Linked DNA regions of Homo sapiens: region 1 is linked to region 2. The links are chromatin contacts, found by Hi-C or POLR2A ChIA-PET in ENCODE. All regions are on one chromosome and are shown on one strand. Each heading gives the region's core, a stretch centred on a gene start or an enhancer-like site at or near the end of the contact. The rest is flanking DNA. Distances are from core to core; before and after follow the strand shown. Region 1 overlaps LOC124904588 (UPF0764 protein C16orf89-like). Region 2 holds the start of HNRNPU (heterogeneous nuclear ribonucleoprotein U).

Region 1 (6,557 bases), core at 736-3,235, 35 kb after region 2:
GGCGGGGGCAGGGTGGAGGGGAGGAGTGTTCACCTGGCTATGTGGAGAGGTGGAGGGAACATGATGGGAACTCTTCCACAGGTTTGGAACCAGTTTCCCTGTTTCCAGCCCCACTTGGCAGAACCTGTCTCTCGCAGTCCGAGCCTTTAACGGTTTTTTGTGTACATCAGCATCCTCCTCTGATCTGGTGCCGCTTCCCTGCTATGTGAGTTACTCGCTTCTTATGACTTCCGTAGTCTCAAAATATACTGCTGTCATTCACTGTAATATTCTCTTCTGTTCTCTTTGATGCTATGGGTTTAGACTCATTTTATTTCTTTTCTGTCATTTTAGTAGACCCCAGGAAGCCATGGAGACAAACATTGTGTTGACTCTGCTGTGTTTAATCAGCAATCTCCCTACCTACTTGGTAAGATTATCATCAGTATCAACTTGGACAATATATGCAAGTGCTTTGCAAGCTCTAAAATGTCATCCACGTGTGATTTACTATCATTTGATCCCTAAGACACCTCGAGAGATTTTTTTCTGCTGTGACTTTTCTCTTGCTACTTTTGACAAAACGAGCACTTCAGTGCTGGCAGCTGTCCATCTAGCAATAATCTTTAAGGTCCCAAACAAGATGAAAATGACTAAAACGCTCACAATTGTATGTGTTATACAAAAGAAGTTGAAAATGCCATACTGAATGGTAGGCTAAATGAAATGTACTATGCTAGAATTTCCAGCAAAAGTCTCTTAAAAGCTGGGTGCAGTCATGTATTCCTGTAGTCTAAGCTACTTGGGAGATTGAGGTGGGAGGATCATTTAGGGTCCAGGAGTTCAAGACCAGCCTGGGAAACATAGCAAGACCCCATCTCTAAAAAAAAAAAAAAATTCTTTCTGCTCCGCTCACCCACAAAACCCCCAGGTAAGTGCGCTACTTGCCCCTGTGCTCCACAGGCCCTGTGCACAGAACTCTTACACCACTGCCCACTCTGTGGAAATTGTTTATTTCTTGTTGGTTGCACCCTCTGGTTATGGGTTATGTCTTACTCATCTCTTTATCCCCAGCACCTAGTAGAGTGCCTGGAATACAGTAGCTCCTCAATATTTAATGATTCGAAACACTGCAGACAACCGCATTCAAATAGTATCCCGTTTTTTTGGGAAAATGCTTCTAAAGGGGATGACCAGATATTCCACTTGAAATGTTAAGAAAACAAAAATTGGAAATTCTTTCTCCTTTTTTTTTTTGAGACAGAGTTTCCCTCTTGTTGCCCAGGCTGGAGTGCAGTGGTGCGATCTCAGGTCACGGCAACCTCCGCCTCCCGGGTTCAAGCCATTCTCCTGCCTCAGCCTCCAGAGTAGCTGGGATTACAGGCATGCTCCACCATGCCTGGCTAATTTTGTATTTTTAGTAGAGACGGGGTTTCTCTATGTTGGTCAGGCTGGTCTCAAACTCTGCACCTCAGGCAATCCGCCTGCTTCGGCCTCCCAAAGTGCTGGGATGACAGGCGTGAGCCGCCGTGCCCAGCCTTCTTTCTCCCTTATAAAGACAAAGGAGGCTGGGCTTGGTGGCTCACATCTGTCATCCCAACACTTTGGGAGGCCAAGGCAGGTGGATCACCTGAGGTCAGGAGTTTGAGACCAGCCTGACCAATATGGTGAAACTCCATCTCTACTGAAAATACAAAAATCAGCTGGGCGTGGTGGTGGGCACCTGTAATCCCAGCTACTCAGGAGGCTGAGACAGGAGAATTGCTTGAACCCGGGAGGCAGAGGTTGCAGTGAGCTGAGATTGCACCACTGCACTCCAGCCTGGGCAACAGAGCGAGACTCCATCTCAAAAAAAAAAAAAAAAAAAAAAAAAGACAAAGGAGAACATTTTGGATCTGTCTGACAGCTTGCTTCATCTTTTCATGCAATGGGAGAAGAAGGATAGAGAAATAAAACTCCAGTTCTGGCAGCACCAGACAGCCCAGACACAAGTGTTAAGCACAAAAGGAGAGGCAGCATGGATCCTGGCAGCTCTTGTGTTGCATGAAAAACACCTGCTCTGTTGGCAGCCAGGAGAGAAAAACCAGAATAGCACAGGCTCACCCACTCACGAAAACACAGGAACTCCCCTGTATGTAGGCAAGAGGGGCTGGGGAGCATCAGCAGACAGGCCTAGTGAAGCTTACCTGGAAAATGTACCCTATACTCTTTAAAAGGACTTGAATTTCCTTCAGAATGAGAAGAGAATGAAATTCAACACCTTTCTTTCTTAGAGGCAGCTAGGCCTGATCAGAGCCCACAAGGTTGCAAGCTTGCCGGAAGCTTGACTCAGCCAGGACTAGCCACACACGAATGAGGCCTGGGGCCAGAATCGCCCCTGGGGGAGGCTCCCTCGGCCACACTGTGAGGAAATTGCTGAGGAACATGCCATCCACTCTGCTGGGGGTACCCCACAGTGGGCATTGCACTCAGAGTTCTGGGGGAATGGGGCAAGATTTGGAGATAACAGTATTGAGAACACTGAGGGCAGCAACCAAAATAAGCAAGCAAGGAGACCTACAAATCAGGAAACATGGCGACAGGGAAGGCCTGAGCCATGAAGACCACGGTATTAACCCGCGAGGATGACCCTCTTGTATCTTCAACATCATGTGTCCAAAATAGCCCTTTGAGATGTTCCTTAAGAAAAGCGTTCATGGGCCCGGCACAGTGGCTCACACCTGCAAACCCAGCACTTTGGGAGGCTGAGGCAGGAGGATCACTTGACCCCAGGAGTTCGAGACCAGCCCAGGGAAAATAAGGAGTCCCCCATCTCTACCAAAAAAAAAAAAAGACACAGAGAGAAGAGTTCTACCAGAAAATCAATACCACATGTTTTCACTTGTAAGTGGGAGCTAAACACTGGGTCTGTACAGACATAAAGATGGAAACAATGGACACTGGGCACTCCAGAAAGAGGGAGTGGGGAGGCAGACGGGGTTAAAAACCACTTCCTGGGGGCCCTGTGTCCACAGTTTGGGAGACAGGTTCAATAGGAGCCCAAACCTCGGCATTATGAGTATATCCATGTAACAAATCTGGACATATACCCCTTGAATCTACCTTTTTTTTTTTTTTTTTTTGATGGAGTCGCACTCTGTCACCAGGTTGGAGTGCAGTGGCACAATCTCGGCTCACTGCAACCTCTGCCTCCCGGGTTCAAGTGATTCTCCTGCCTCAGTCTCCAGAGTAGCTGGGACTACAGGCGCGTGCCACCACGCCCAGCTAATTTTTTGTATTTTTTTTAGTAGAGACGGGGTTTCACCATGTTGGCCAGGATGGTCTCGATCTCCTGACCTCGTGATCCGTCCGCCTTGGGCTCCCAAAGTGCTGGGATTACAGGCGTGAGCCACTGCACCCAGTCCTAATTTTTTTTTTTTTAATTAAAAAGAAAGGGTTCTATGGTCACAGAAATTTGGGAAATGCTGCCTGCAATAAACCCCCATAGGGATTTACAATGAACAGTAACCTCTGGAAGGCCCTGAGCAGTTCTTCAAGAAAGGAAAAAGACAAAAACAGAAAAAATGACACCTGGATTTCCCACTTTCCTTCAAGCAAGGCCTGTTAACATCCTGCAGAACTAGTGTTCCAGGGACCATAAAATGGTAACTGCTGTTCTACCCAGCCTTGACAGTTGAAGCTCGTCTTTAGCAATGACACAACTTTCAGAATTTTGTAGTGAAAGATACGTTTTGTTATAAACATTAGTTGTGAATTTTTAAATCCTTTTTTCTCAAGTAACATCTCACAGCGGAAAATCCACCATGTTTCTGAAATGTTGTTTTGTTTTTCCAATTAACTTTTTTTTATATAGACTCAATTTGTTTAGCACTGTTTGGGCAAAACTGAGCAGAAAGCAATGTTCCCAGATGCCTCCTCCCCACCCCTCCCCCTCAGACTCCCCCATATCAACACATAGAGTGCCCCACAGTGGCACATTCTTACGAACAATCAACGAACCTGCACAGATAGTCATTATCACCCAAAGTCCGTAGTTCACATTGGGGTTCACTCTTGGTACTGTGCATTCTATGAGTCTTGACAAGTATATGATGACACGTATCCACCAGTGCAATAATATACAGAGTCGTTTCACTGCCCTAAAAATCCTCCGTGTTCTGCCTGTTCACCCCTCCCTCCCACTAACCCCTGGCAACTACCAAACTTTTTACTGTCATCATAGTTTTGCCTTTTCTAGAATGTCATATAATTGGAATCCTTATAATGTTTTTGTTTTTGTTAAATCTTATGGTATTTCTGTGTAAAAGGAAATTAAAGAGAGAGAGAGAGAAATAACACCCCTTCCATGGAAGATCACTGGCTCATTCTTTACTTTATAACAGGGTTTCTCAACCTTAGCACTATTGGTGTTTTGCACCAGATAATTCTTTGGTGTTGGGCAGGGAAGGGGGTGTTGTCATGTGTGGTTTATTTTTTTTTTTTTAGATGGAGTCTCGCTCTGTCTCCCAGGCTGGGGTGCAATGGAGAGATGTCGGCTCACTGCAACCTCCACCTCCCGGGTTCAAGTGATTCTCCGGCCTCAGTCTCTCGAGTAGCTGGGATTATAGGCACCCACCACCACGCCCGGCTAATTATTTGTATCTTTAGTAGAGATGGGGTTTCACCATGTTGGCCAGGCTGGTCTCGAAGTCCTGACTTCGTGATTCACCCGCCTCGGCCTCCCAAAGTGCTGGGATTACAGGTGTGAGCCACCGCGCCCGGCCTGTTTTGTGTATTTTATAGGATGTTCAGTGGCATCCCCAGCCTCTATCCACTATATAGGAAGGACCACCTTCCCAAGTTGTGACCATCAAAAACATCTCAGACATTACCAGATGTCCCCTGGAAGCGAAATCATTCGGACTGAGAACCACTGGTCTAAAGGAGACATTCAAACTTCATCAGAAAATCTCACAAATATTTTATATGTAGTCATTTACCTCTGGTAAGCATTTGGCCACCTAAAATGTTTGGTAAGGGTCGGGCACAGTGGCTCACGCCTGTAATCCCAGCACTTTGGGAGGCCGAGGTGGGCAGATCACCTGAGATCAGGAGTTCAAGACCAGCCTGGCCAATGTGGTGAAACCCCGTCTCTACTAAAAATACAAAAGTTAGCTGGGCATGGTAGCAGGTGCCTGTAATCCCAGCTATTCAGGAGGCTGAGGCAGGAGAATCGCTTGAACCCAGGAGGCAGAGGTTGCCGTGAGTGGAGATCGTGTCACTGCACTCCAGCCTGGGCAACAGAGGGAGACTCCATCTCAAAAAAAAAAAAAAAAAAAAAAAGCCTTGGTAAGGAGTAGGAAAATGAGGTATAGAGATCAAGGAGTTGCAGCCGAAATCTACAGGATGACCACGAATATGGACTTTTAATCTCACACAACAAACTGTATTATTCTTTAAGCAAAACAGCACATAAGCAAATCAGATAATAAAAGTTTTTTTTTTTTTTAAAGAGATTTTCTCCTTGAAACCTTGTTAAAGGAAAATACTTGAACCCTCGTTTTGGGGTTGTTTTCATGTCGTCTCTAGATCTGAAAAGAGTTTGATCCTGTTCAGATGTTCTTTAAATGTTCATAGAAGGTAAATTCTTGCTCTCTTTAAGAATTAAAAGCTAATACTTGACATAACTTTCTTAGACTATAAAATACATCTGATAAAAGTCTACTTTAAAAAAAGCATTTGCTGGGTGTAGTGGCTCATGCCTGTAATCCCAGGACTTTGGTAGGCCTAGGCATGGTGGCTCATGCCTGTAATCCCAGCTGCTTGGGAGGCTGAGGCAGGAGAATTGCTTGAACCCGGGAGGTGGAGATTGCGGTGAGCCAAGATCACACCATTGTACTCCAGCCTGGGCAACAAGAGTGAAACTCCGTCTCAAAAAAAAAAAAAAAAAAAAAAAAAAAAAAGCATTAGAGGCCGGCTGCGAGTTTCATGCCTGCAATCCCAGCACTCTGGGAGGCCAAGGTGGGCAGATCACTTGAGGCCAGGAGTTCAAGACCAGCCTGGCCAACATAGCAAAACCTCGTCTCTACTAAAAATACAAAAAATTCACTCGACATGGTTGTGTACGTCTGTAGTCCCAACTGCTCGAGAGACTGAGGCAGGAGAATCACTTGAACCCGGGAGGCAGAGGTTGCAGTGAGCCAAGATCATGCCACTGCACTACAGCCTGGGTGACAGAGCAAGACCGTCTCAAAAAAAAAAAAGGGTTAGAAATTTAGAGTGAGATACTTCTGCTCCAATAAACTGTGGCCCAAGCGTGTGAGACCACATACTAAAAACAGGCCAGGCCAGACACGGTGACTCATGCCTATAATCCCAGTGCTTTGAAAGGCTGAGGTGGGAGGATCGCTTGAGTTCAGGAGTTCGAGACTGACCTGAGTAACATGGGGAAACCCTGTCTCTAAAAAAAAAAAAAAAAAATTAAAAATTAGCCAGGTGTGGTGGTGCATGCCTGTAGTCCCAGCTAGTCCAGAGGCTGAGGCAGGAGGAAGGTTGCAATCAGGAGTTCGAGGCTGCAGTGAGCTATGATCATGCCAGCG
Region 2 (6,536 bases), core at 1-2,500:
ACCGGGCTCCCTCCCGCCGCCCGCCCGCGGCTCCTCCCCCTACAGCGGCAGCTGCAGCTCCCCCCGGCTCTCGAGCCACATAATGGAGGCGCTGCCACCGCCGACACACACACACACACACACACACACGCGCGCGCGCACACACACGCCCCGAGCCCGAGGCCTCTCGGCTAATCTGGGATTCCCCGCGCCCCCTCCCCCACCCTCACCGCGGCGCCCTCCCGCCCGGGGCTCCCTCCCCCTGCGGGGCTCCGGCAGGCCTGGGGCACGGTCCCCACCCCGCGCGGGCCTCCCGCCGCGCGCAACGTACAACGCAGCACTCACCCGCCGCCGGAGCCCCGGGGCGACCGCCGCCTCCGCCGCCTTCCGCCTTCTTCTTACCTCCCGCCTGCTGCTGGCCCTGCCTCGCCCCGGGCGGCGCCACCGTCACCGCGAACAGCGAGGTGGGGCCGCTGCTCTTCCCCGCGGCCTCCTTGGCGGCCCCGCGCTGCTGTTGGGGCTGTTGCTGCTGCGTCGCCGGCGGTTGAGGCTGCTGCTCCCCGTGCCCGTTCTCGTCGCCCGCGCCTTCCTCTTCGTCCCCGAGCTCATCTTCCCCTTCCTGGAAACCCTGATCGTCGCCGTTCTCGTCTTCCGAGGCGGCCTCCTCCTCCTCCATCGGGCCCGAGTCGGCCGCCCCCGCGGCCCCGTTCTCCTCTCCTAGCTCCATCTGGTCGCCGTCCAGAGCGGAGATTCCTTCCTCCTCCTCTTCCTCTTCCTCCTCCTCTTCATCGCCGCCGGCCGCGGCCTCCTGCTCGAGGCCTGCTCCCGAGCGCCCAGCGGAATCCCCGCCCAGGTCTAGGCTGCCGTTCCCGGGCTCCATGGCGGGGCGGCCCCCGGCCTCCTCGTCGTCCAGCGCAGCCTGGAGTCGCTCCATGAGCTCGGCCTTGAGACCCTTGTCAGAAAGGCGTCGCTTCTTGAGCTCCTCTTTCAGCTCCGACACCTTCAGCTTTTTTACATTAACAGGCGAGGAACTCATGGTGAGGGCCCCGATTCACCGCTAGGCGCTGCCTCAAACTCGGCTCCGCTCACTCGGCCACTGGTGGCGGCTGCTGCGGCTGCTCCTCGGCCCGGGCGGCGGCTGCGGCTGCGGCTGGAGATGGGTTCGTGCTGCAGAGCGGATCCGCCTGGTGTCGAACGGCGCCAATTCCTTTCACCGAGTTCGCGAGGGAGACGCGGAGACTCGCCTGGCGCGAGCGAGCACGCAACGTCCTCTCGCAGGAGCGGCGCCGCGCACGTAATATAGGCGCCCCGCCCCCTGCGCTGACGGGAGCACTGCGCAGGAGGAAAGCCGGAGCGCGCCCGCGCTCGGCCCCGCCCATTACCGTACTTACCTCCCCGCCCCCACGCCGAACCCGGGCCGAGAGCGCGGTGGAGGCCGCGCAGTGCGCTTCCAATTGGGACTGAGCAAATGGAGGAAAAGGAAACCGCCTTTCAGTTCAACCGACTCACTGCATGATATATTGGCCTTTCTGGGTCTTTGGTGGCTATACTCGTTTGGCTTTTCTCCTTCCCAGCTTGGAGGCTGCTTTATCCAAATGCTTTCTTCAGTCCTCAACTTGGCGTTTCAACCCGAATCCGCCTTTTCTTCCATCTTAGATCTGCCTTCTTATGTGTTTCTCCAGCTCTTCGTTTAAAACTCCTTCAAATCGTATTTCAGTTTTGACTGGTATAGCATACATTGGCAACTGTTACACGCAGCGGCTCTTTTCCTCATAATACCGTATTTGGTTTAATTTGTGTAAGTCCTGCCTTGCGAATTGGATTTTAAGTTCGAGAAGGGCAAGGGCAGAACCGTTCTTTTGTCTGTTCCACACCCCGGGTGCGGGGCCTGGGAAGTAGAGGCTTTGCTTACTACTCCATACTGCAAACCTTAGTGTACCTGCCTTTGCAGGGCAGCTATTCTCATGCTCTTAATAACCCTGAATAAACCTCAGAATTGCATTTCCAAGTTTTCTGTAGCTACCACAAAGACGGACCTCCAGTAACACTTGTTCTGTCCACTTTAGGACCTGGTCATCAGCTACGAAGTCCCAGTAGCTAACCGTGAGGGTGAGACCCAACTAGGTCTTTGATTATAGGCCCACTTGATTCTCTTCCTATTCCTGTAGAAATACTCTTGACCAAATTATTCTGAAACTTAAAGTTTACGAAAAATCAAGGGCTGTGATTTTGTAAAAAGAAAAATGGACTATCGCTCTTGAAATCCGTTATTTTATATGTTAGAAGTTTACTTTTTCTCTTTAAAGAAAAGATGTGATGTCTCGAAGTTTTAGATAGGGAAGTCAGAATTTAGATTCGTGATAGAAGTTAACATTTTAAACCCTAGATAATCTGCAGTGTCCAGCCAGTGTTCCATCTGACTAAGGAGATGGTTTATACCCACTGTTTGGTGCTCTAGGTGGCACAATAATATTGCCCCATTATTAATTTGAAATTTGGAAGTAAACACATTGAAATTTCTCCCATAGGCTAATATGATTTAACTAATTGATACATTTTATTTTTGAAGTTTATTTTCGGTAGCTTTTATGAAGCATTCTACCATACCTTGCAGTCATGTATACGTGAAATATTAACACTTGTGAAATGATTTGACTTGAAATTAATGGACTATGTACAGTACTACTGATAATCCCCAGTTCAAGTTAAGTGGTGAGGATAGCCCCCAAAATAGAAACTTCCAAACAGTGCCAGAAACTCATTTTAGCCTTTGGTTATAATTTTGAAGGTTATGAATAAGCCACAAACTGGAATTTGAAATTTTGTCTTCGTTCAGAAATGGGAAGAGAGCTACAGGGGGTTTACATGTTCACAAACTAGATAACTAATCCCTTAATGAATCAGAGTTAAATACAATTATGATGGTTCCTTAAATTTATGTGTCCTAGATATTATTTACACCTTTAAATATTAGTTATATGAAAACAAATTTCATTTACTGGAAAACACTAAACTATGAAAACAAAGATTGTATATCTACATATAGTAGATCTGTAACAGTCACTCTTGGAACATTAAGTCAGTTGCAAAAATAAACATGAAATACAACTTTTGATGCTCACAAGAAAGTTCTATGGCTTTATCTCCAAAAGTTTTGGAGAACTTTAGAGCTGGATGGGGCCTGGAGATCGATCTGCAGTCCTGTTCATTTTACTGCCCAGGAAGCTGGGACCCTCACCCCCCACACCAATGGGCTTTCTATTACATTGTGCTGTCTTAGACAACATTTGAAAGAAAAACAATTTCTGCTCAAAGAACCATCATCATACTATCCTTTTCACAAACAGAGGAAATATGCCATTCCATAGTCTTATGTTACCACTTCAAAGTACAAATGGTGACATCTTATTGATCATTTTTGCTTCTTATATTTTTAATGCTATCATGATAGTCCTGCTCTACAGAGACCTGTTAAAGTGCAGGTCACTTCCTGTAAATCTCTGAAGGACCTCTAAGACAATTTAAATTCCCCCTGTGTCAAATCCTAGAGGCTACCAAGAATACCGCGTGCCGGAGGAGACAAGTTAATTCTCAATAACAAAAAATGATTCAAGAATGACCTATGAATAATTGATCTGTGAGAGGTAACTACAAAGTTTTGGTGCTCTGCATGTCTAGCTTACATTTTTGAGGTTTAAGCAAAGGAAATGCTATACTTTGTCACACAATTTATTCAGCAAATATTTTTTCAATACTTTCTCAAAAACATTTTATAGTCATAACGATGAGGCAGTTCCAGAGATCTACAGTTAACAAAGTATCCTGCACTTAAAAATTTGCTGGCCAGGCCCAGCGGCTCATGTCTGTAATCCCAGCACTTCGAGAGGCCGAGATGGGAAGATGGCTTGAGGCCAGGAGTTCGAAACCAGCCTGAGGAACACAGTGAGACTCCATCTCCACAAAAAATTAAAATTAGGTGGCTGTGGTGGTACGCCTGTAGTCCGAGCTACTCAAGGGGCTGAGGTAGCAGGATCACTTGACCCCCGGCAGTCAAGGCTGCAGTGAGCCGTGATTGTACCACTGCACTCTAACCTGGACCACAGAGGGAGACCCTGTCTCAAAAAAAAAAAAAAAGAAAAAAGAAAGAAAAAGAAAAAAACCCGTTAAGATCTTACGTTAAATATTCTCATTCCCCCCCGCCCCCCAAAAAAAACAAAACAAAACAAAAAACAAGATCGGGAGTGGTGGCTCACACCTGTAATCCCAGCACTTTGGGAGGCTGAGGTGGGCAGATCACCTGAGGTCAGGAGTTCGAGACCAGCCTGGCCAACATGTTGAAACCCCATCTCTACTAAAAACACAAAAAATAGCCAGGCGTGGTGGTGGCCGCCTGTAATCCCAGCTACTCAGGAGCCTGAGGCAGGAGAATCACTTGAACCTGGGAGGCGGAGGTTGCAGTGAGCTGAGACTGAGCCACTGAACTCCAGCCTGGGGGACAAAGCAAAACTTCGTCTCAAAAAAAAAAAAAAAAAAAAAAGGCCGGGCGCGGTGGCTCACGCCTATAATCCCAGCACTGTGGGAGGCCGAGGCGGGCGGATCATGAGGTCAGGAGATCAAGACCATCTTGGTTAACACAGTGAAACCCCATCTCTACTAAAAATACAAAAAATTAGCTGGGCGTGGCAGCGTGCGCCTGTAATACCAGCTACTCGGGAGGCTGAGGCAGGAGAATGGCGTGAACCCTGGAGGCGGAGCTTGCAGTGAGCCGAGATCGCACCACTGCACTCCAGCCCGGGCAACAGAGCGAGACTCCGTCTAAAAAAAAAAAAAAAAAGAAAGAAAGAAAGAAAAAGAAAAAGAGCCGGGAGCAGTGTGGGCTCAAGCCTGTAATCCCAGCACCTTGGGAGGCCAAGGCGGGCGGATCACCTGAGGTCGGGAGTTTGAGACCAGCCTGACCAACATGGTCTCTACTAAAAATACAAGATTAGCCGGGTTCGGTGGCAGGCGCCTGTAATCCCAGCTACTAGAGGGGCTCAGGCAGGAGAATCGCTTGAGCCTTGGAGGCAGAGGTTGCGGTGAGCCGAGATTGCGCCATTGCACTCCAGCCTGGGCAACAAGAGCAAAACTCCACCTCAAAAAAAAAAAAAAAGGGAAAATGAAAAAGAAAAAAAAGGACAAAGGTACACAAGGAAACTGTTGGAGGTAATGGATATGTTCATTTTCCTGAATGTGGTGATGGTAGCATGCGTGTGTATGTCTGTCCAAACTCACCAAATATGTATAGATTTATTAGTTATATGCAGGGTTTTCTTTTTTTTTGAGACAAAGTTTCACTTTGTTGCCCAGGCTGGAGTGCAGTGGAACCGTCTCAGCTCACTACAACCCCCGCCTCCCGGGTTCAAGCAATTCTTGTGCCTCAGCCTCCCTCGTAGCTGGGATCACAGGCGTTCACCACCACCCTCGGCTGATTTTTTTTTTTTTTTTTTTTTTGTATTTTTGTAGAGACAGGGTTTCACCATGTTGCCCAGGCTGGTCGTGAACTACTGAGCTCAGGCAATCCACCCATCTCGGCCTCCCAGAGTGCTAGGATTACAGGCGTGAGCCACCGTGCCCGGCCTATATGCAGTTATCGTATACCAATTATACCTCCATAAAGCTGGGGAGGTTGGGGGAGGAAGACAAAAGAATTCAGGCCTGCGGGGAATGATGGGAGTGGGTAGGAGAGGAGAGAGGGGAGAGAGGAAAACACAGATCACCAGCAGCCTCGTGGGTGGTTTTGTAAAGGACTTTGGCTTTTGCTTTCTGCTATGGACTGAACGTTTGTGTCCCCACAAAAGTCCTGTGTTGAAACCTAATCCCCCATGATATTAGGAGCTGAGGCCTTTGGAGGCAACGAGGTCATGAGCGTGGAGCCCTCATCAATGGGATTAGAAAATTTATACAGAGCTGAAGAGACCAGCGTTCGTGTCTTCTGCCCTGTGAGGACACAGCAAGAAGGTGCCCTGGGTGGGGAGGCGGGCCCTCACCAGTCACTGAGGCGCTGGGCTTCTTAGCTTCCAGAACTGCGACCAATAAGTGTCTGTTGTTTATAAGCTACTCGGCTTATGATGTTTGTTAGAAGAGCCCAAATGGACTAAAACACCTCCAGGAGGAGGGAAGACATAGAACGTTGTTAGCAGAGTGACATGAGGGGACAAGAATGCTAAATTAAAAGGACTCGAGAGGCTGTTCTATTTAACTTGGTTTTTGTTTGTTTGTTTTGATCTGGAGTGCAGTGGCGCAATTTCGGTTCACTGCAACCTCTGCCTTCCGGGTTCAAGCAATTCTCCTGCCTCAGCCTCTCTAGTAGGTGGGGTTACAGGCGTTGGCCACCACGCCCAGCTAATTATTTGTATTTTTAGTGGAGACGGGGTTTCACCATGTTGGTCAGACTGGTATTGAACTCCCGACCTCAAGGGATCCACCCGCCTTGGCCTCTCAAAGTGCTGGGATTACAGGTGTGCGCCACCTCCAGCTAATTTTTGCATTTTTAGTAGAGACAGGGGTTTGCCATGTTG

What was found. A loop is a pair of places that touch in the nucleus more often than their neighbours do. ChIA-PET counts read pairs that join two places held with the same protein, here RNA polymerase II (POLR2A). Pooled maps may share reads with other maps.
Region 1: a loop to region 2 is called in a map of gastrocnemius medialis, with 3 times the contacts of the local background. The contact joins the enhancer-like site here to the promoter of HNRNPU in region 2. A Hi-C loop is called at or near these places in 4 of 168 maps with a recorded cell type or tissue (Caco-2, IMR-90, endothelial cell of umbilical vein and 1 more), 1 of 37 single-sample maps with no recorded cell type and 3 of 50 pooled maps. POLR2A ChIA-PET finds 5 or more read pairs at or near these places in 21 of 52 experiments (A549, AG04449, BJ and 15 more).

What each region holds. Positions count from the first base shown.
Region 1 is chr1:244,897,591-244,904,147 of GRCh38, forward strand. LOC124904588 (UPF0764 protein C16orf89-like) reads right to left here. Exons shown (of 4, transcript XM_047439568.1): 2 at 1,593-1,658. Among named protein-coding and RNA genes, the nearest start is that of HNRNPU, 36 kb to the left of the region's middle. Within about 2 kb of position 1,986, at least 3 of the 41 ENCODE cell types and tissues checked have a DNase peak (open chromatin) inside an H3K27ac peak, as active enhancers do; they include gastrocnemius medialis, where a contact is called at or near this core.
Region 2 is chr1:244,863,293-244,869,828 of GRCh38, forward strand. It overlaps HNRNPU (heterogeneous nuclear ribonucleoprotein U), which reads right to left and starts at 1,251. Exons shown (of 14, transcript NM_031844.3): 1 at 325-1,251. The coding sequence starts at 1,015. It overlaps LOC124904588 (UPF0764 protein C16orf89-like), which reads right to left. Exons shown (of 4, transcript XM_047439568.1): 3 at 1,371-1,439; 4 at 1,190-1,294. The coding sequence ends at 1,190. RefSeq lists silencers at 1-320, 1,301-1,400 and enhancers at 625-1,456, 1,457-2,287, 1,621-1,680, 5,379-5,978.